Linked DNA regions of Mus musculus: region 1 is linked to region 2. Evidence: chromatin loops called from intact Hi-C (ENCODE). Cell type or tissue: left cerebral cortex. All regions are shown on one strand.

Evidence for each region. A loop is a pair of places that touch in the nucleus more often than their neighbours do. Peaks named below come from ENCODE experiments on the same cell type or tissue, not always from the same donor. Only the 100,000 strongest peaks of a DNase experiment are listed, where the experiment ranks them.
Region 1: a loop joins it to region 2, with 2.2 times the contacts of the local background. A loop is called at or near these places in 4 of 42 quality-filtered maps.

What each region holds. Positions count from the first base shown.
Region 1 is chr6:24,346,538-24,354,537 of GRCm38, reverse strand. No RefSeq gene overlaps it. Among named protein-coding and RNA genes, the nearest start is that of Iqub, 160 kb to the left of the region's middle. In left cerebral cortex, a CTCF peak has its summit at 3,443 (motif pointing right); DNase peaks (open chromatin) are centred at 3,463, 3,996, 6,189, 6,568 and 2 more places.
Region 2 is chr6:23,837,206-23,845,205 of GRCm38, reverse strand. It overlaps Cadps2 (Ca2+-dependent activator protein for secretion 2), which reads left to right and starts at 5,785. Exons shown (of 30, transcript NM_153163.4): 1 at 5,785-6,416. The coding sequence starts at 6,069. In left cerebral cortex, a CTCF peak has its summit at 4,981; DNase peaks (open chromatin) are centred at 6,379, 6,612, 7,391, 7,669 and 3 more places; H3K4me3 peaks cover 3,283 bases; H3K27ac peaks cover 1,949 bases.

The DNA of each region.
Region 1 (8,000 bases), 510 kb before region 2:
TTTTAATTATATACAGGCAGGCTGTATCTTCACTAACTAAGAAACACATTTATAAATATGTCTCACAGTATGCTTTGTCAGTCTTTGCTATTTTGGCCTAGGTGTGCTATTTTCTTTGCAGTAAATACAAGATGTTATTATGACAAGTAGAGCTCTTCTCCAACTTGTCCTGTGCTCATCTGGAGTCTGTGATATGACCTTTATCCGGGATCCAGTTTGTGTGGTCGCATTTGGTGCTTGCATTTCTTATAGACAGGATAAATTGAAAGTTTTGTGGATGGGTTGTTGTCTCTATCACTCCACTGGGGTTCCTGCCTGGCAACAGGAGGTGGCCTATTCAGGTTCCATATCCCCAATGTAGTGAGTCACAGCTAAGGTCACCCCAATTGATTCTTGGGCACCTCTCCTATCCCAAGTCTCTGTCTCATCCTGGAAGTGCCCCCTACCTCCTCACCCCCATCAGTTGCAGATTTCCATTCATTTTCATGACCATCTGGCCATCTCTCCTGTCCTCCCCTACATCTGATCCTGAATCCCACTTTCCCCTCCCTATCCCTCTCTCTCCCAGTTTCCTCTCTCCATCTGCCTCTTATGATTATTTTATTCTCCCTTCTATGTGAGATTCAAGCTTCCTCTCTCAGGCCTTCCTACTTGTTTAGCTTCTTTGGGTTTGTGGAGTGTAACATGGTACCTGTAGTTTATGGCTGATATTCACTTATACATACCATGCATGCTTTTGGGTCTGGGTTACCCACTCAGGATGATATTCTCAAGTTCCATCCATTTGCCTGCAAAATACCTGATGTCTTTGTTTTTGTTTTTGTTTTTTTAATAGCTGAATAGTATTCCACTGTGTGGTTGGACCACATTTTATTTATCTATTTTTAGTTGAAGGACATCTAGGTTATTTCCAGTTTCTGACTATATCACTCCTGGGCATTTACCCAAAAGATGCTCCAACATTCGACAAAGACATTTACTGTGTTTATAGCAGCTTTATTCGTAATACCCAGAAACTGGAAACAACCTAGATGTGATGTTTGCATAAACTCAACCCAGGGAGTGGCACTGCTAGAAGGTGTGGCACTGTTGGGGCGGGGTGGCTTTGTTGGAGTAGGTGTGTCACTGTAGGTGTGGGCTTAAGACCCTCATCCTCGCTGCCTGGAAGTCAGTCTTCCACTAGAAGCCTTTAGATGAAGATGTAGAACTCTGAGCTCTGCTTGCACCATGCCTGCCTGGATGCTGCCATGCTCCCGCCTTGATGATAATGGACTGAACCTCTGAACCTGTAAGCCAGCCCCAGTTAAATGTTGTCTTTATAAGAGATGCTTTAGTCATGGTGTCTGTTCACAGCAATAAAGCCCTAACTATGACACTAGATTTCTGTCAATTGGAGAATGAATAAAGAAAATATGATACAATGAATAATGAAATTTGTGTACAGTGGAATACTATTCAGCTATTAAAAGCTAAGACACCATGAATTTCACACTTGTATACCTCTTATAAGTATAAATTTTAATTAATTCTGTGCTTTCATGCAATTTTTGTGTGTGTCTTCAATGTAGAAAACACACAAAATACATGAATTTAGCAGTATTTTGGGGGGAAATATTTTAGATAATTTAAAATATTTTTGAAATTCCTTTTGCTATTTAGAAAACATTTCTTGCCACCCTCTGCAAGTGATAAACATTCTAAGTAAATTTATTTGATTTTATTTCCCCAAACCTAATGTCTTACAAAGTAGAGCAGACTTTGATGAAACTGTAAGATAAGCCAGATCCCTGATTTTCAGCTGTGAAGACTCAAATTCCTTGTCTCAGTTCTGTGGCTGTGATAAATTACCTAGGCAAAAGCAGATGAAGGGAGAATCTGTTTTGGTGCACACATTTAGGGATAGTCCACTATGATGGGGAAGCCCTGGTAGCAAGAGCTTGAAGCAACTGGTCACTTTGAATCTACAGTCTGGAAGCAGGAAACATTGCTGCTGCTCACCTTAACTTTCATTTGTTTGTGCAATATTGAGCCCCCATCAAAGGTGTGGTTTTTGTCTTCCCACCTAAATTAATCCAGCAAGATAAACTCTCTTTTGCATGCCCAGAGGCTAATCTAGTGTAAGCAATCCAGACATGTCTGCAGGCTTACACTCCTAACTGGTGATAGAGTCTGCTTTTAAACAGTGGAGACTTTAAGATACATATATCTAAGTATTGTGTGTTGTTGGCACACATGCAGGGCACACTGCTTGTGGAGGTAAAGGATGATAGAAGGGAGAGAGTTGATTCTCTCCTTCTGTTATGTGGGTCCCAGGATTAAACTCATGTTGTCACACTTGGCTGAGTCTTTACCTGCTCAGTCATTTCTCTATCCCTTATAACTAATGTTAGTTTTCATGTTTTTTTTTTAGCTTTTAAAATTAAATTTAATTCTTTTTACTTATTCACTTTACATTACAGTCTTTTTTATAAAATATTTTACAACTCTTTACTATTTTTACAACTTTATTAGCAAGTTTAAAAAGATAAAACGACAGAAATACTTTTACAAGTAAATAAATATTTTAAACATAAGCGATAAAAGGAAAGTGGCTTATATTAAGTGTCTGTGCCGGTAAGTCAATGATGACGTCTTGAAAATAAAACATGTAAGCCATATAGGTTGACCATCGTTCATCTGAAATCTGAAGTACTCTAGAGTCTGAAGTGTGCTCGGTGCTGATGAGACAGAACGGGGACATCTGAAGCATGACCTTATATGATGGGTCACAGTCATAGAGCCTGTGCACAGAGAATGTGGCACGCAGGTTATCTTCAGGCTATACGCACAGGTGTCCGTGAGACACAACTGTAAGGACGATCTCTAAGATCTGAGTAACACTTCTTCATGTTCATTAAATCCCAGTAATTAGTTGGTGAGCAAACTGACTTAATTAGCTACAATTTATAGGCTGGTGTTTTGCCATGTTATGGATCTAAAGGTGAGAAATTTCATGAAGTACCACGAGTCAATCATGTCCCTCAGTGGTACACAATCTTTAAAGTCAATCGGCGCTCTCCAAGAAAGGGCTTGTATTGGACACGTGAAAATGGGAGAAGATTTCGATATGAGTCCTGCATGTTAGATTAAGGAAAATTTAGGGTCTTTCCAATTATCATCAAAGATGAAATAAGAAAATGATGAATTGTCATTCCTTCTAGAGCCTGGAACATATAAAATACTAATTGAGTAGGTTAGAAATTCCAGTCATCTGGAATTAAGGATTGTATTATAATGAAAACTGCTTGGAATTCTCCTTTCTAGAATAATATCTTGTTTACAATAAGATAATTCCCTTGTGTGCTTGCTGTGACCTGGGACAGGTTAGTGCATATAGAGAGATTTTATACAATACAGTCCCAGCTGTTGCGACGGTGTAGCCTTCTGCAGTTTTTCAGAACAGCCTCTAGAGGTCAGGATTGAGGCACTGTGCATAGCTTAGCCTCCCCTCTCACTACCTAGCCAGTTATAATGGGATCAGCGCTGAGACTTAGTTCTCCATATGGTGACATTCATACGCTGTAAGGATTGTTCCCCCCATAAGATTTAATTATAACAATCTAATATGCAATAATAATTCGCTGCTATTAGACATTTAAAATATATATGATTTATATATGTAGTCCGCATTGATTCCTTCTAAAATGAAGAAATCGAGGCTCTAACGCCGTTTAAGCATTTACTTAGACTTTGATATATACAAGCATTTATAAAATAACATTCTGGAAGATTTAAAGTACTTCAGCTATAAAATAATACAAGTATTTCAAGTTTTCTGAAAGCTCCTAAAATTCAGGGTAGCAATCATTCTCTTAATTCAAAAGCATTTGAAAACTCTCCAAATAATATTGAAATCACTTGGAACAAGACAGACTAATTTGCCATTATTACCGCATTTCAGAGAGTTATCAGCTCCATTTCAGAGGATGAAGGCAGCCAAAGACCTTCCCACACTTTCTCCCGAGCATGTCCAGGGACTGTGGTGGCTCTCACCACCGGGGAACCCAGAAGGCTCATCCCCAAAGCTCCACACACATTTCTGGAGCCGAATGACTTCCTGTTTGTGGTTATTTTCTTCTTTATTCCTCTTTTATTTATTTATTTTCAACAATGCTTTCAGATATGGATGAAAGGTGATCAAAATGTCTTTTAACATCGATGTGAGTTTCAAATACAATACTCTCTTTAGTGACACATCTTGAGCTGCTTCCAAACAGTGTTATTAAGAAAGACTCTCCCCTTCTCTTCTACCTCTGCATGTGTGCCCTTTCTCTTTCTCCCTTCTCTACCCCACACCCCCTTTCCCCATGCTCACTTCCCTAACCTTGGTCCTTGGGGCCAGTAAACTCTTTCTGGCCTGAGAGCAGCTTCCCAATACAATAAACCTGCTAATAATAATAATAATATTAATAATAATATCCCCTTATAATTCCGACTATGCCCAGACATTTCCTATTCTTGCGAGTCCCTTCCTCCATTCTTTTTTTTTTTTTTTCTCGATTCTGTTCTTTACAGAAGAACCCATTCCTTAGGAATGAGCTCCACTATCATCCTCTCCACAAAGTTCCCAAAGCAGTCCTTGTTGGATTCTCCCATGGGTCCTTTGTCTATTACGTTGACATTCACTCAGTTCTCCTGTGTTCCTAAAATTTACAATTACAACCACTGAGGAAGAAGAGGATATTCAAAACATTTCCAAACTTAAAGGCCACAGCTACCAATCAATCGGATGAAGCAGCTTCGACAGACAATTCTGTCCTAAAGAGGCAAGAAAGAGTAGCTTGCACCTAGCCAGGGGTTCTTACAAGAAGGTCTCCCATGCTGCTGACAATGCATTGTTAACATATGGAGATGCTAAGGTGGCGCGTAGTTAACCAGTAAGGAAATTACTCCTTAACTCCTACTGACTTCAATACATTTGACACCAATTTGACTCAGACATTAGTTTACCCTAGTACAAACACACATACAAAAAAAGGGTTGTACTTTAAAGTTTTACGGTTACCCATCACAGAACGTGTGCACTGAGTCGTCCCAGCAAACAACTTGCCCTCTGCTTGTTCTCCCATGCTCTACTTTATTTTTGATGAATGGAGTGGGCTAATTAAATCTTATTTGTAGAAGGAAAGGGTAAGAAACGAACCCATTTCCCAAATAAAATTACAATCTTTAGTGCCGTTTAAATGATAACCTATATTTCGTTTATTCTAAAGGTATCAAAAGGCACTTTGGAAGACTGTTATCAACTCCATTTGCACACGCACAGAAGCCATTTTTCACCAAATATTTACCTGGTATGGAGAAGATTCTTTGAGTAAGATATTAAAACGAAGAAATGCTTGTTCAAATTTTGCCACAAGATAGCGATTCTCCAGAAGCCTTTTTTAAACAAACAACAAACAAAACAAAACAAAAACAAATAACTTAAAAATAAATCTCTAAGGGTAAAGAAAGGGTCCTTGTTAGCTTGTTTCTCAGCTCTTTCTTGTGGGAGATTTTATTTTTTTAGTCTTGTCAATTGGGATGGCTTAGTGCATTTCCACATTTTTTCCAGCTGTTGGAATTTGTTGCTCAACAGCGTAGACAGTGTTGTGATGTCTTTCCCTCTACCCCTAACAGCTAGATGCATGACCCGCAAACAGCAGGGAAACTCAATATATTGACTTCTTAGAAAGACTGGGGACAATGCTGACAATTTGACGACAACAGCAGCTAATTTAAGGTCAATTATGCTTACTTAAGTCCATTATTTAAATGTGGTTAAAGTGCTTCGAAGGGATGGAATCATGAGTATGAACGGAAGGAGCGTCATGCCTTTGTAAACATTATTGTAGGAAGGAAGGCGGGCCTATAGAAAGCCCTGGACAGACAGTTGCATAGTTCTAGATTACTCCTAGGAGACAGAGTGATAGAAGCTGCTGGATTAATTTGCATTTGGGCAGAGGAGTCCTTCCCTGAGGACTGCTAACCTGGCTTAGCATGTACTGCAACTATAAATGCTTCAGGGCGGAAGGGTGCTTTTACATCAGACAGCTGTGTCTCCAGACAGCTGTGTCTCCCCGCTGATTAATGCTAGCGAGCTCCCGGAAGTAGCGGAAGTAGCGCGGGCAGCCAACTGACTCAAATGAGGTCGGGGCTCAACAGGAACCAGTGCTCTCAACAGCACTTTTCCATCTCATTTCCATTTGCTAGCTGTAAACACCGCCTCCCCAGCCTAGAGTTCTTTGACCTCCTCCGGCCTGACTCTAGAATTGTGAATCAAAGCTAAGACCTTTAACCTCAAGTTGTTCTCATTTTGTTTTTCCGACCAAGGCAGACCCTGAAGCCTCTGACAAAGCCTTTTCTCCTGAGAAATGTTAAGCAATTGGCTTAGCTAACCATTAAAATATCATGTGGCTTCAAATTCCTTAATTTTTTAAAAGATGACTGGCCATAGGTTTTCGGAGTTATGTGTAAAGGGGTTACAGATTAAGCGCGTTCTGTCTCCCCAGGAGGAATCTGGCTTTGTGCCCCAGATATAATCCCTGTTTGTGCTGTGGAAGCTGACATCTCTTCATTTTACAGAATCCTTGTTATTGCAGACACAGGGGTTGTGGGAGGTGCTCTCTGCCTTACTGGTTGACTGTTGTTCATTTTCCTCTCTAGAATGCTGCCTTTGAGTCAAGTTAAGTGGACCACAAATTTACTCTCTTAAAACATTCATGTAAACATGTGAGCTATTTATCCTTTCTAACATGAATCTAGGACAGTATAAATTAATTCTAAATATGTAGGTGGAAGAGATGGAAGTCAACATGTTTTATTTTGAAAGTTAAAATGCTGAAGTAACTGGGAAATGGCTAGAAGTCAGAGGAGGGAAGGCAAGGGGGAGGGAGAACTAAGGTTGAGAAGGAGGGGAGAGGGGAGAGAGGGAGGGAAAGAGGGAGGGACATAGGATGGAAAGGAGGAGAGAGGGGAGGAGAGAGGGAGGGAAGGAAGGAGAAAGGAAGATAGAGAAAGACAGAGGGGGAGAGAGAGACAGAGAGGGAGAGAGAGACAGAAAGGGAGAGAGAGAGAGAGAGAGAGATGGCGGGGGTGGGAGGAGATAAGGAGAGGGAGAGCATTTTGGATTCTGATCACCAAATCTTTTCTTTTACACATTCAAAAAGTCGTATGTTTTTCAGTTTGTCCAAGTATTAAAGATTTTACATTTTAAAATGGTTAATTTCTAACAACAATGGCCAAGAAGCCAATTAGAAGCCCATGTTAACAGGCAAGCAAATAATGTATAGTATAGTAAATTATTTTTACAAAGACAGATCAATGTTGGAAGGCCACTTGATGAATCAAAACTGGAGACTCGGGTTTTAAAGACAATGATACAGATCTGAGTTCACAGGTCACCTGCTATATAACGCTTGGCTTCCTAAGTCTCGGAGTGAATAGTACAGAAAAGGAGCCTGCTTATTATTAAGGAGAAACACTCCCAGGCTGGAAATGGAGACAGGTTTGTGATCAGAGCCTGGAGCCCATACTATTTTGATCCACTTTGATATGAACCACTTAGTGCTGTTTCCACTTAGATAGCACCACCTCTGCCCATTTGTATATGGCAAGGACTTTGCTTGCACATGCTCAGTTCCCCCAAAGGAGCCTAGGTAGGGGAGCTGTTTATAACCTTTCTGCCTACTAGCTGTTTTTCATGTATTAACCTTGGTGACTCTTTCCAAGGTCTAGTCCCCAGTAACAAAAAAATGTCTTCTTTAGCTGTTGGATCCAATAATCAAAAGGTTGAATCCCAAGACCTCTGGTAACAAACAGATAATTGCATTGATTTACAGTTTCATGGCTGTTTTCTCTGTGTCTTAGAGGAGTGAATCACTGGAGTGGCCCTACACTCTCTTAGTCCTTTCTTTGTTTCTCTGTGCTTCCCGGGCCGCCGCAGGTGAGCAGCTCTGATAGCTACATGCTTTTTGCCTTCA
Region 2 (8,000 bases):
GTTGTTCCACCTATAGGGTTGCAGACCCCTTCAGCTCCTTGGGTACTTTCTCTAGCTCCTCCATTGGGGGCCGTGTGATCCATCCAATAGCTGACTGTGAGCATCCACTTCTGTGTTTGCTAGGCCCCGGCATAGTCTCACAAGAGACAGCTATATCTGGGTCCTTTTAGCAAAATCTTGCTAGTGTACTCAAAATCTAACCGAAGAGAAGAAAAAGTATTAAGATTGAAATAAATCTTTCACGGGGATTATAGCGTTATAAGTAGTCATCTCAAACTTTCAAAAATATTGATAATTTTTATTTTATGTTTGTAAGTGTGTGCTCTTTACTAGTTGGGTTGTACTTTGGCAGTTTTCTTATAAATATTACAAAACAGATGATCTCCTATTCAACATGAAAAATATCACTTTTGCTGCAAAGTAATTTTAACTCCAGTTACATGAAATAACATAATAAAACATCCGCTTCCAAATTGCTTAAGAATATTTTGGTAATTTTTCTCTATCACCACAGATAACATAATTATTTTGTTCTGTTCTCTTGTTTTATATGTATGTTCTTAGACGCTAAATTTATTGTCTTCAGAATAGTAGGTTTCATTTATGACTGAAAGAGTTAAGACTTTCCGTTTATGTCAAAAGCACCCATCAGTTCAACACAGAACTGCCCACATACAGGTACTCAGATCACACACCTGTTTAAATACCATTGCCAAAACACATTTTATGTTTCATTACTGTTCATCCATCTTTCCTTAGCATTCGAGGTGTTTCATTAAAAAGCTGTATAACTTCAATTTGTTTTTATGCCCACCTTTACCAAAGTAAAAATAAATCACTGAATAACCTCGAGTATATGGCATGTGTGAAGTGGTCCAAACCAATCATAGTTTTATGTTGTGCATCCTATAATCAATTATTCAGAGCATCAAATAGCGTAACAGTGACCTGAAAAGGTAATATGTTAAAGGGAATATGGCAAGAACTCAATTACAAGTTACAAATAGAAAATTTTAATTAAAATTATTAGCATAAAACTAACTAATAGTGAATCGATATTAGTTTTGGGTACCTTGTCTTCAAACTATCCCTTAAGTAGAGAACAGCCAAGAAGGCTCACATCTTCAGCCCTCAATTCATCCTGAACTCAGTCCTGCTGGAACTTATCATTCACACTTGCAACTTCAGCTACCATGCATGTGCTGGTGATTTCCCTAGCTGGACTTAAGAGTTTACATTTGTAACTGTGTCTATGATCTTTCTGGTATGTAACCAAAGTGTTGATTGTTCTCCAGTTTCCCTCAGTATCTCCTACGGATGTTACTCTTTTCTGGGATGAGTACTCTGTTCTTGGTTCTCCTTTTCCTGAGTTAAGTTAAGTTAACTCCTAGGTAGTCCATCGATTTCTCCATGGCCTTCTTTTGCAAGTTCAATTAGTGTATATTCCTTGTCCATACCAATGGTTCTCATCATGATATTATCTTACATATATGTCATAAGCTTTTATGTAACTCACTTCCCCTTACTTTATCTGCCTCATTATTTCCCTCACACCGGCTCTGTTTCTTTTCTCACATAGTTTTCAAGTAATTTTTGCTAGCACAGCCTCAAATCTACACACTAGAGAAAACATGTGTTATTTGTTTTTTGGGGGTGTGTGTCTGGGGGGGGTGTCTTATCTTATTTTACTTAATGTGATGATCAGTTTCCCTTCTCTCAGAAGCTTCCTTCCTCCTCTATGGGATTTGAGCACTCATCTCTCCCAGACTTTTTTAGTAATCTTCTCTTGGTGGCCTGTTTCTAATTTTAGTATTGCTAGATTACTTGAGATTGATTCTTTTTTAAAAAAATAAAAATAACATATTTATGCATTTATTCATGCAGACAAGGTTTCATGTAGCCCATGTTGGTTGGTGTCAAACTCCCTATGTACCCAAGTGTGATCTTGAAGTTGTGTGCCTCCATTTGAGTGCTGGAATTACAGTCATGTACTAGTATGTCTGACTTAATACTCTCCTAGAGATCAAACCCCAGTCTTTATATATGTTAGGCAAATACTTTGTCACTGAAGCCCTTGCATGGCTTGGTTCTTGGAGATGTGACAAGGGGTGAGAGTGAAGAAAAGACAAACACAGAGACTCGGAGAAATCCTTGGTTCTAACTTACAGGCTCTCTGATGGGAGAAGCTGTGGTTCCCCGGAAGCTCAGTGTGTGTATTGCATCCCAGTGAATGGGATACAGCTGAACAGGGAGGCAGGGTTTATAGTATACAGAAAGATTAGCATGGAGGCAAAGCCAGTCTGTAGGAAAGCACTCTTCAGGCTATAAACATCCTGGGATGGGTGGAAAAGCTTCAGTGGATATTATTTTTGTACATGATATCAGCCTCCGAATATGGAAGACTTGGCCACTGCTCTAACATCTCCCAGGGAGGGTTTTGCCATTAGAGACATTAGTCTTTAACATGACTGTGCCCACATTAACACCACATGGTCACCCAGGTATTCACCATGCAGGGACTTCCTCTGCTCTCCCTCTTTCTTATTTCTTAGATGTCTAGAATGGAGCCGGCATAGTCCAGGGGCAGTGTGCTGTAATGCTCAACACCAGACTGTATGGAAGAAGGAAGCTCACAACCATGCCCAGCAGAAACAAATGATTTAGCCAGTTAAGGTGACTGACATCTTGAAACTCAAGGTAGTTTGTGTAATATTAGTAGGAGGAACCAATCTAAGATGCGTTAACATAATTTGGCCTCATTCAGACCCTCAGTATTGTGGCTCCAAACACTAAGAGCCTCTGCTCACAGTCTGTTCAGATGGCCAGTCATGCAGGTTTGCCAGCTGCCCCAGAGCTCCACCATCAGGAGTTGGTTACCTGAGCTTTGTTTGTTTTTTTGTCAATTGTAATGTGATAGCAGTTACACTGAAAACAAAACAAGGCATATGCTTGCTTGCTTCAGCTACATATCTACCCATTTTAGAAACCTTATTTATTTAATTACTCAGGCAGCCCAATTCATGACCTTTCTCTGGAAAGCAGGGAATGCCTCTCAAACAGAACCCAAGAACCAGGGAAGGGACAATGTGTCCACCCTACGTCTGTGGTTTTTCAAAACAGCCATCAAAGCATCAACATAGAACTCCTTTGCTGGCTTAGCTATTTTTCTATTGCTGTGAAGAGACACCCTGACCACGGCCACTTCTAGAAGAAAGAGTTTATTAGGGGCTTACAGTTCAGAGGGTGAGTCCGTGGCCATCATGGCGGGAAACATGGCTGCCAGCAGACATGGCACTGGAGCAGTAGCTGAGAGTTTGCATCCTGATCCATAAGCAGGAGACACAGAGAGCTACGTTGGGAATCAGCCTTTGATACCTTAATGCCCATACTCAATTTCACACTGTCTCCAACAAGGCCAAGTTTCCTAATTCTTCTCAAATAGTTCCAACGGGAGACAAAATATTCAAGTTTATGGACCGATGGCGGGGGGGGGGGGGTCATTCTCATTCAAACCACCACAAAAATCTAGCACCAGATTTTACTCATCTTATAAATCTTAAGCTATAACTGCCTATCAATAGATTCTACCTGTACAATATTTTATGGACTGAAATCTGTGCCTTCATTTGTTCTTTTACTCTTTTTCCTTCCTTTCTGACTTGTTTTTGAATATTTAAATTATGCCTTTTATTTTCATCTTCTTGGAGAAAAGACTACTACATGCTTTTCTGTGGGATCTCCAAAGCTTGGGGATCTTCGAGTTCTAATAATTTTTCACAGGAAAAAAATAAGCATCAAATGGAGAGAAAGTACTCAGCTGTCACACCAAGTAATAGTAGTAGTGACTAATAAAACTGAAAGATACTCTGGAAAGAAAGTAAAGAAAGGAACGACTGATTAAACCAGCACTCTTATGCCTTTCAGAATTGTATCCCCAGCTTAATCAACACTACATTTTAATGTACTGATTTACAATCAAGAGAAATTACAACAGAAAAGACTGCTCCTAGAAATGAGAGCCCATGGGGAGTCCATCAGGGGCTGGTGCTGTAGCCTCAGGTTCCATATGTGTACTGTAGAACTGAAAATAAATAGTGGAGGTAATGCTTGTAGAGTTTAGAGCAAAATCTGGTACAAAGGGCAATCATCAGAATAGTGCCACCTAACCAGGCAGTTGTGGCGCATGCCTTTAACCCCAGCACTTGGGAGGCAGGGGCAGGCAGATTTCTGGGTTCAAGGCCAGCCTGGTCTACAGAGTGAGTTCCAGGACAGCCAGGGCTATACAGAGAAACCCTGTCTCGAAAATCTCCCTCCTCCAAAAATAAAATATAAAAAAAAATAGTGTCGTTAATAATGTCACCTATCTGCCTTAGGAGGTTACTTTGATAATCACTTTGGATAAATACTCTCACAGAGTTTTGCAAAAAGTCTTCAAATACATCAATTTTAATATATGTACACACACACACACACACACACACACACACACACACACATATATATATATTTTTTCCTTACCATTGACCATCAGCTAGTAGGCATGAAACATTTTTTATTACTAAGGGACCAAAATCAAGGATTAACTAATGGAGAAGGCTCCCTAGGAGTAAATGCCCTCTTTTTTCTCCATTGAGGGACAGCATCAGTAGATGCAGAAGGAAAGTGTTTTTGTGTATCTAACCACCAAATGGCCTGGAAAAGTTTAAACTGCGGCTTGGCCCTGGGACAGAGAAGCTCAGGGCTGGTGGGTGCTTAATTTGTCCTGTTAATTCCCTGGAGATCTGCATCCTCCTTGCTGGAATGCCACCGCACACTGTTCCATGTGTTGAATGCCTGTTTTGTGCATTTCCCCTTCTGTCTGAGCTCAGGACAGAAGTTACAGAATGGCAAAAGAAACTGCGAGGCAGTTCTAGCATCGAGAAAATCGGCGCAGATAATTCAGCCTTCAGGTGCCGCTATGAGACGCCCACTTGAGGCCAGGAAAGAGAGCGACTTTGTGTTGTGTGCCCTCGCTTGTGCCTCTGTCATAAGCTAACAATGCTGGACACCGGCCTTCTCTCGGGTGTTTGTTGAATGTCTGTCCACCCAAAACAACCTGTTTTGTTTGAGTCAGTTCTATCTCAACATAGGAAACAACTGAGCTGTGTTTGTCAGAGTTTCATTTTTCAAACGTAAAATCTAATTTGCTCGCGGGTTTGCCGGAAACAACAGGAATACCTACCAGTTTAAAAGACCCCACCCCACCCCGGACCGGACCGGCCGCTGCGCCAACTTTTCTTTTAATGCCCGTGCTGTGACGATTACAATTTGGACTTCTTGGAGAGTGTCCCACTGCAACGAAGGGAGAGAGACTTTTTTCAAGTCTCCTAGAAAGAATAATACTTCGAGGGGAAGGCAGCCGGTCCCACTTTTCAGCACTCAGGTTTCACAAATCAGGTCCCAGCACTGTCCGGAGCTCTCTCTTGGAGACTGTGTTTGTTCCCCGTCCCTATCCCGCCGCCACCCCTACAGAAAGCCTGCAGGACTACTGGGTGCATGGTGGCCCGGGGTCGTCTGTGCTCGTCTGGGCTCGGCATCACCCGCCCTCTGCAAACTGCGCGCTCCGGGGCGCCCGGCACACCCGCCGCCCGGTCCAGGCGGTGGCGGGCGCGGCGGCGCGCGCACGCGCACTTCGCGTCCCCGCGTCCGCTCCTCGACATTCCGTTCCACGTGTTGCTCGGGAGGCGCCACAGGTTCCTCACCTGCGCGGGCGGCGGGGGTCGGCGGCGGGGCTGGGCGCGCGCGCGGGCTGGACGCCCGAGGCTGGGCGCGCGGTCCCCGGGCGCCCCGAGCGCCCCCGCGCTAACTCCGCCTCTCGCCTCCCGCCGCTCCGCTCGCCCGCCCCGCGTCCTGGCCGCGGCAAACACTCGGGCGCCGAACTCGACGTGTCCGGAAAGCCCGGGCCACTTTCCCTTTCGTTCTGCGGCCGCGGCGCACCGACCTAGGTTCCCGCGGACCCGCGGGGACAGCTGCGCTCGGCGAGAAGCCCCAGGGATCGCGGGCCAAGCCCAGGCGTCCCAGCCAGCACCATGCTCGACCCGTCTTCCAGCGAGGAGGAGTCGGACGAGGGGCTGGAGGAGGAGAGCCGCGAGGTGTTGGTGGCGCCGGGCGTCTCCCAGCGAGCGCCGCCGGCCGCGGCTCGGGAAGGGCGGCGGGACGCGCCGGGACGCTCCGGTGGTGGCAGCGGCGGCGGAGCGGCCAGACCCGTGAGCCCGAGCCCCTCGGTACTCAGCGAGGGGCGAAATGAGCCCGAGCTGCAGCTGGACGAGGAGCAGGAGCGGCGCATCCGCCTGCAGCTCTACGTCTTCGTGGTGAGGTGCATCGCGTACCCATTCAACGCCAAGCAGCCCACCGACATGGCCCGGAGGCAGCAGAAGGTGAGTGGCGGCGGGACTGGGAGCCTCCCGCGGCCACTTACCCCTCTCATCCTCCCGCCCCCGGGGGCTTTCTCCTGGGAGAGTTCAGGGCACCTGCTGCCGTCCTTCTGCGAAGGGCTGGACACTATTTTAGTAGGTCTTTGAGGGGTGTCTGGGACAGGTTGGAGTGCTTAGGTCTTTAACCCCAGCCGGAGCTAACCAGAGCTGGCCTGAACTGGCAGGAGCTGGCAGCTGCACCTCACCATCCCCAAGACATGGACTGATCAGCTGATCCCACCTTGCAGGTCCTGCAGTAATTAAACCTGGGCAGATTAGGTTGGGACAGGGTTAGAATACAACTCGCAACAACTTTAATTTGGGCTGCTGTGGGGTGTATGAGCTGGGCTTTGCCCTTAAGACAGACTGAGTGTGTAGCTAGATGAAGCAGGTGGAACACGGATACTTTCCCATAACAGAGAAATCTCCACTAGGGCAAGGGACTAGACATTTTCTTGGTGAATTAAAAGCAAAGTTATATTGCTAAGTTTTCTGTGTGGCTAAACAATCAGGGCATGACATGCAAACAGCGAGGAAGCTATGCATCCAGAGAGGCTATGAGTAATTCTAGGCCATGGCAGGCTTAATGAAGTCCACTGTTAATGACAGGTGAAGGACTAGCTAATGCTTTGCTTATGGCTCCTTCCCTAAAGATTTACAGAAGTTCTGTCAGATAAAATGTCTCCCTTAGTTGTTTTAAAACGGGACCCCAGAAATCTGATATTCTGTACCATACACAAAAGGAACAACTTCAATCACCTTAATTGGGTAAATGTGTAGAATAGAAACCCTTAATAGTCAGGGAAACCCTTTAGTGGAATAAATACTGAGCCTGAAATGCTCTGAAGAAATCTGTAACAGTCCCTTCCGCTTGTGGCGCGGGTGGGGATTGCCCAGAGCATACCTACATATACAGTCCTTCATCACTGTCCTGAAATAGTAACTCCTGCATGTGAGACCTTTCTTTTAGAAATTTGGCAACCTTTTGAATTGACTTTTAAAATAAAACTGTAGACCAGAGGAAGCAGTTTCCCATCATGCATCCTACCAAAACCGTCCTATTCACGTTTGTTCGTTCAATATTTCATCTTTTTTTTAAAGTCCGACATGTAAAAAAGCTGTGCGTAGCTACTGAATGCAACATCTTGAGTTTAGGGAGAGGTGGACAACTGTGAGTTTGCCTGAGGTGAACGATACTGTATAAAAATTTCCAAGAGGATAGCTCTTAAGTGTTCTTCCCAACTTCACAAAATCAGAGCCAACTGAGCAGCTATTCTGGAACGATCATTCTCTTGAGTGGTTTGGGGACATTTCTTTACTACTGAAGGCTAATCACAGAAGCTCCTCAGGTAGCCCAGCCTTCTAGCTCATAGGACAGTGGGCAGATAGAGACCTAACTAGCTCTAGGCAGTCTCCTCTTGCTATCGGAGAGAAGTGGGTCAGGGTAGCATTTCCCAGTAAGAGCCACTTGGCATGGCTGAAGTTGCAACCCTTCAGGTGAAGGGTGAGTCTCTTGGGGTGTATGGTGAGCCTGGGATTCCACTCCTA